2 separate regions of the Homo sapiens genome follow, and region 2 is linked to region 1. Evidence: chromatin contacts called from ENCODE Hi-C or POLR2A ChIA-PET data. All regions are on one chromosome and are shown on one strand. The core of a region is the stretch at or near the end of the contact, and the rest is flanking DNA. Distances in the headings are between cores, read along the strand shown. Region 1 holds the start of TIAM2 (TIAM Rac1 associated GEF 2). Region 2 overlaps TIAM2 (TIAM Rac1 associated GEF 2).

Evidence for each region. A loop is a pair of places that touch in the nucleus more often than their neighbours do. ChIA-PET counts read pairs that join two places held with the same protein, here RNA polymerase II (POLR2A). Pooled maps may share reads with other maps.
Region 2: a loop to region 1 is called in a map of ascending aorta, with 2.4 times the contacts of the local background. The contact joins the enhancer-like site here to the promoter of TIAM2 in region 1. A Hi-C loop is called at or near these places in 4 of 168 maps with a recorded cell type or tissue (Caco-2, Calu3, ascending aorta and 1 more) and 6 of 50 pooled maps. POLR2A ChIA-PET finds 5 or more read pairs at or near these places in 4 of 52 experiments (BJ, WTC11 and activated naive CD4-positive, alpha-beta T cell).

What each region holds. Positions count from the first base shown.
Region 1 is chr6:154,993,903-154,996,967 of GRCh38, forward strand. It overlaps TIAM2 (TIAM Rac1 associated GEF 2), which reads left to right and starts at 1,413. Exons shown (of 27, transcript NM_012454.4): 1 at 1,413-1,590. RefSeq lists enhancers at 1,307-1,914, 1,915-2,520 and silencers at 1,361-1,500, 1,591-1,670.
Region 2 is chr6:155,077,115-155,080,179 of GRCh38, forward strand. The region is part of intron 1 of TIAM2 (TIAM Rac1 associated GEF 2); the gene reads left to right. Among named protein-coding and RNA genes, the nearest start is that of TIAM2, 83 kb to the left of the region's middle. Within about 2 kb of position 1,462, at least 4 of the 41 ENCODE cell types and tissues checked have a DNase peak (open chromatin) inside an H3K27ac peak, as active enhancers do; they include ascending aorta, where a contact is called at or near this core.

The DNA of each region.
Region 1 (3,065 bases), core at 163-2,662:
GTTGTGGGAAAGCTGATTTCATTTGTCTTTTTGACTCACAGTTCTCCACGGATCTCCCGTTACGGAGACTGGGTCGTATTCACGCACTGCACCTAACTGACCAGGGCCCTGGCTGCTGTGCTCTGAACTCCAGCACTGGGATTGTGCCCAACGCCACCCTTCCCACCTGGCCGCTCCCAGCCAAGGACTGGTGGCGGCATGGACACGAAGGCAGGCAGGTTCCGGGGAGAATCGGGATCCCCATGATGCGTAATTTTGGCTGAAGGGCTCACGGATGATCTTGCTGAGCTTTTCTTAGACTGCAGGGAGGCCGGGATGGGTGCTTCCCTCCCTCCTTCACTTGGGCTCTGATTTGCAGAAGGTCCGGCCCTCTCCAGCTCTCACGGCTCCCTCCTCATTTAGTTCCACGGCCATTTCCCCCAAGAAAACCCTCCGCATCTAGTCCTGAGTGGGCGCTGCTTCTCGTAGGACCCACCCTAACACATGGCCTGCATCTACCTTCCCTTCCCTCTCCTCTCCAGGGTGCAGCCTTTTTCAAGGCGAGGAGAGTGATTCCAGGCAGCTTTCATTCCTGGGTCTCCTTAGCTCCCTCGCCCTTCCCAGCATCTGGGCCCACTGGGCCACTCAGGCTTTTCTAATAAAAATCGCAGCTTTGGCCCAGTGCGGTGGCTCACGCCTGTAAGCCCAGCACTTTGGGAGGCCGAGGCGGGTGGATCACCTGAGGTCGGGAGTTCGAGACCAGCCTGACTAACATGATGAAACCCCCATCTCTACTAAAAATACAAAATTAGCCGGGCGTGGTGGCGCGTGCCTGTAGTCCCAGCTACTCGGGAGGCTGAGGCAGGAGAATCGCTTCAACCCAGGAGGCGGAGGTTGCGGTGAGCCGAGATCACGCCATTGCACTCCAGCCTGGGCAACAAGAGCGAAACTCAGTCTGAAAAAATAATAATAAAAATCGCAGCTTCTCCACCTGGAAAGTCCCAATTCGACTGGGTCTTGGAGTGCCGACTCGATTGCCATCTCCGCTGCGAAGCCATCTCCTCTCAGAAGGGGAAGGAGATGGAAAGTCTCTGCGGCCGCTGACCTCAGTTTTGCGTGCCTTTCCTCGGTGGGACCCGGGAAGAGCCGTCTTTAAATTCCTTGGGGAAGGGACGGGGTCGCACTGGCGCATCGCATCCCCGGTAGCGGGCAGAGCCCCCAGCTCACAGTGAGCGCGTGCTCGATGTTTCTTGAATTGTTTTATTTGTGTTGTTCCAAAGAAAGCGCGAGGGACATGGTCCGGGACCAGCCGGGAGCTGGCGCGGGGGTCCTGGGCCTGACGCTGGGCGGGGCTGGGGCGTGTCCGGGGCGGGGCGGGGCGGGAGGTGCGGTCGCGGCTCGGGCCTGGCAGGCGCTGCGCGCGGGGCTGGGGCAGCGGTAACCGTAACTGTGGCCGCGGCCGCCGCAGGCGCACAGCGCGCGTCCAAGTGGAGAACAAAGTGACCCCCAGAACTTCTCCAACTCCTCCCGGCGTTCCCGCGAGGGCCACGCGCCGAGGGTAGCGGAGGGCGGCGCGCGACCGGCCCCACCGAGCCCGGCGCGCGACCCGAGGTAAGGGGCGCCCGGGTGAGGGCGCAGGAGGGCGACGACCCGCGCTGGTTGGCGGCGGCTCCAGGTCCCCTGCGGGCGGGGCGGCGCGCGGCCGGCGGTCCCCTCCCTTCCCCTTTGTTGGCCGCCCCTCTCTGCCCCCGCTTTCCTGGGAGTCCCGCGGAAGGTCGCGGCTGCGGGGCGCGGCCTGGCACCCTCTCCCCGGAGGGCGGCAGCGTCCGGGCACAGCCTGGCACGGGGGACGAAGCACTTTCCAGAAGGCTCTGAAACTAGGTCCCCTGGTCCCCTCGCGCTGCGCGACACGCCAGGACCCACTTTCAGCCCCGGTCCCATCCCGGATGGGAGGAGGCGGCGCCCCGGCCTCCTGATACCGAGGTTCTCGCCCAAAGCCGAGCCGTGGGTGCCCGGAGGGGAGCGCCCGCTGCGCCCACGCCCGCCCGGCGACCTCGGAGCCTCAGAAAGGCGCTGCGGCGAAGCAGGATCCCAGGCGGTCGGCTCAGCGAGTGTAGACCGTGCGGTCCCTGCTCAGCCCCTCCGGCCTTTCCGAGCGCGGGAGCCATCCCGGACGGGCGCGGCTCCTGGGGGGGCTGAGGTGCCAAGTTTCTGTGAAAGCCGACACGTTGTGCCCCTAATGGATCCTATTTACCAAAAACAGTTCAGAAAGAAAAGAGTCCATTCTTCCAGCCATTCGTTGCTGACAGCCGCTGGAAAGGTCTGGGAGTAACATTGCACGAGGTATTTCTATCTTTAAGGAGCGGCGAAATTTAATATTGATGAGCTTGCATGCCGTTTTTTTAAAATAGACAAATAGGTTAACTTTATTTAAAGAGGGAGAAGGCTGCTTGATTCCAAAGATAATTTCATTCAGGGGGAGGTTTTCCTGCTTTTCTCTGCAGAATTCAGGCAAGAGGCCACTTGGTGACACTCCTCAGCCTCCTTGGGTAATGGTGAGACCTTTATTTACTATGCGATGAAGGGCCTGGGATTCTCTTCTCATGGTTATTCACACATTCTACCTTTTGCTCCCCAAATGATGCTGACCACCTTATTTTAACAGACAACACCGGCTATCTCCAGTTCTCTTTCCAATAGATTTAAGCCAGAGTGTCTCTAAAATCTTACCAAGTTTCGTACAGGTGCGGATCATATGCTATAAATGTTTCAGTCCTAGGCTCTGGATAAAAAAGTGTCCATGGTTTTATAATTTGGGCTTAACCAGTAGAACTTGTGTGTATACACTCTTAGAAGTATTTCCTGATGTGCTTAAGATTGTTATGTTTTAAAAATATAGTATCATGATTGGTGCAGTTTTGTAAGCAAACTTTTGTTCCACCGGATTTTACCTGCTCACTTTATAGGAAAATAAAACTTGTTGCTTTAGGGTGTCAGAGGTTTTTGTGTTGGGTAAATGTAAAAGAACATGGCAAGGTATAACTGAAGAAGAGTTTATTATTTACTGTGGCAAAACACGCCCCTAA
Region 2 (3,065 bases), core at 212-2,711, 83 kb after region 1:
TGAAAAACAGGAAGCTGTTCTATAAACTCCTAAAGCATGTTCACTATTCTTTTTAGTGATAAGTAATTTTTTTTTTTTTTTTAAAGAACAGGAACCCTATAGGCTTAGCCTTAGGCTCAGCTCAGAAAAGGATCTATAATAACTTGACCATTCAGAAGACTTCCATGCTAGCCTGGGGTTGGAGGAAGCCTCAATGCCCTAAATAATGTAATTGCTATTGATTTTAGAATATTAAGAAAATATTTTTAGAATATTACTATAGATATTGAAGCACAGCAATCTCCAAGTCTCATTGTGCTGCCTTCTCAATTTTCCCTTTGACGTAAAATTTACTCACTCAGTTCCTAGAGAAATATTTTTTAAAAAGGGTTTCAGTATTTGTTAGTAACGGACATTGAGGCCTGGCCTTGGTATTACTGAGTCATCTTGTTAGCCTTTCGCTTGTTAAAAATATTTCGAAGTTTTTATTAGTGCTGCTTACGATGGAAGAAAGCCTGCATTTCATGGCAACGATTAGAGAAACCAGGACGGGAGGAGAGAACTAACATTTATTATTTAACTTTCTTAACTTGTCATAGGGCAGTGTGTCAGGTAATTGAAAGATATTTTCTCATTTTGTTTTCACAGAAGCCCTGGAGGGTGGGCGTAATTGTTTTCATTTTGCAGGGGGGAAATTAGCTGTAGAGAGACAGGTAAGTGACCCAAACCCTACCAAGTGGCAGACCTGGGGTTTGCCTGTAGCGCCTCACTGGCCTATTGATTCATGTGGCTGGCATTCTTATGAATGAGCTCTTTCTACTTTGAAAACACACTTTTGGATTTAACAAGTAATGATGTAACATGTAACTGCTTTGCAATTAATCCTTGCTCAATATTGATTAATGGTGACAGTCTAGTGCTGTGGGAGGGGCTCTCTGATTGCTGACCTCTGACTTCTGCTTTCCAACTTGACTTTTTTTTTTGAGACAGGGTCTCACTCTGTCACTCAGGCTGGAGTGCAGTGGTGCAGTCACGGCTCCTCCTGGGCTCAAGTGATCTTCCTACCTCAGCCTCCCAAGTAGCTAGGACTACAGGCATATGCCACCATGTTTGGCTAATTTTTTTTATTTTTTGTGGAAATGGGCTTTTGTCATGTTGCTCAGGCTGGTCATGAACTCCTGGACTCAAGTGATCTGTCCGCCTAGGCCTCCGAAAGTGCTGGGATTACAGGTGTGAGCCACTGCGCCCAGCCTCGAGTTCACTTTAATGAAAAAAGCACAAGTGACAGCTTGGCCTTTAGTAGCTGCCAGCATTAGGCATCCTTATCTGCTTTTCTCCTTGTACTCACGTCACGCATGGGACCATCAGACTTGGTGCTTCTCTGTGTCTTTTGTGGTTTCAGGCTTCCTGGTTTCTCTGTCATTTCACCCATGCTGTCCTCCTTATGGGGATCCTGGGCCTCCCTGGTTCCTCACGTCCAACTCGGACACATTCTTCAAGGCCAGGCCAGCCAGCAAGGCTTTCCAGCTCTGCCCTGACATCATCCCGCCTCTGTCTGAACTCCCACCCAGGAGAGGTGCTCTCATGCTCGGTGATCCTAACAGCCTCTGGCAGGCAATCTTTCCTGCTCCCAGTCTGCTCTCATTTAATGGGTGCAGCATCTGCCTTTATCTCTCTGGAAGTAGATTCCACACACTCTTCAAATCCTTTTTAAAGTTCTGAAGTTTGTTTCATTACAGAAGTTGATGTTTTCCGTTAGGTGTGTTTTGTTTGCTTCTCCCTTTAAGCTGGATCCCAAATATATCTTCCTCTAGTTTGACTTGATGATCTTAGTGGTTATTGCTGCCTGAAATCCTGTTTCAGATACATTTAATGGATTTTCTTGTGTTTTTTGGTGTTTTTCTTTTTTTTTTGTAAACCAAGGATAGTTTCTTTCCCTCATTCTGGATGACCAGTTTATCTTTGTTTTTTTGTTTTTGTTTTTTTGAGGCAGAGTCTTTCTCTCTTGCCCAGGCTGGAGTGCAGTGGTGCGATCTCGGCTCACTACAACCTCTGCCTCCTGGGTTCAAGCGATTCTCCCACGTCAGCCTCCCGAGTAGCAGGGATTACAGACACCCGCCACCATGCCCAGCTAATTTTTGTATTTTTACTAGAGACTGGGTTTCACCATGTTGGCCAGGCTGGTCTCAAACTCCTGACCTCAGGTAATCTTCCGGCCTTGGCCTCCCAAAGTGCCGGGATTACAGACGTGAGCCTCCTCGCCTGGACCCAGATGGCCAGTTTATCTTGCCTCTTTCTGGAATTTGTCAGATGTCTTTGCTGTCTTTTTTCCCCTTTGGCTCTAGGTCCTTTGATTACTGGTGCTGTGCCTGATTCCTCCTTGTGTAATTAATGCATAGTGCCTAGCACACCAACCTTGCTAGAAATTGGGACAAATGTTACTGTATGTGAAATGACTGACTTGTCAGCTATAGTCAGTACAGCTGGGGGTTCAGATGTTCATCTTGTGAAACTTGGAGCTGACTCTTTATGGATCCTAGCATTTGCTTTGTTCAAAAAATTTCTAATAGAGGCCAGGCACAGTGGCTCACGCCTGTAATCCCAGCACTTTGGGAGGCCTAGGCGGGTGGATCACTTGAGGTCAGGAGTTCGAGACTAGCCTAGCTAACATGGTGAAATCCCATTTCTATTAAAAATACAAAAAATCAGCTGGGCGTGATGGTGCATGTCTGTAATCCCAGCTTCTCAGAAGGCTGAGGTAGGAGAATCGCTTGAAACTGGGAGGCAGAGGTTGCAGTGAGACGAGACTGTGCCACTGCACTCCAGCCTGGTTAATAGAGTGAGACCTTGTCTCAGAAACAAAAAACAAAAAACATAACCCCAAAAGTTTCTTATGTGGATTTGCTGCTTGGATCGTTCTGATGATGGTAAAATGAAACAGGAACAGCTCTCTGACCCCTGGAAACTCTCATGTGTTCCTTTCAACAAAATTCATTGATGAATCACAACCCAAAGTAGCCTTCTGTCAAGTGTTTTTCTCCCTTGCCAGAGAGGCACGTTATCCGCCCCGTGGCTGTCAGCTTTAT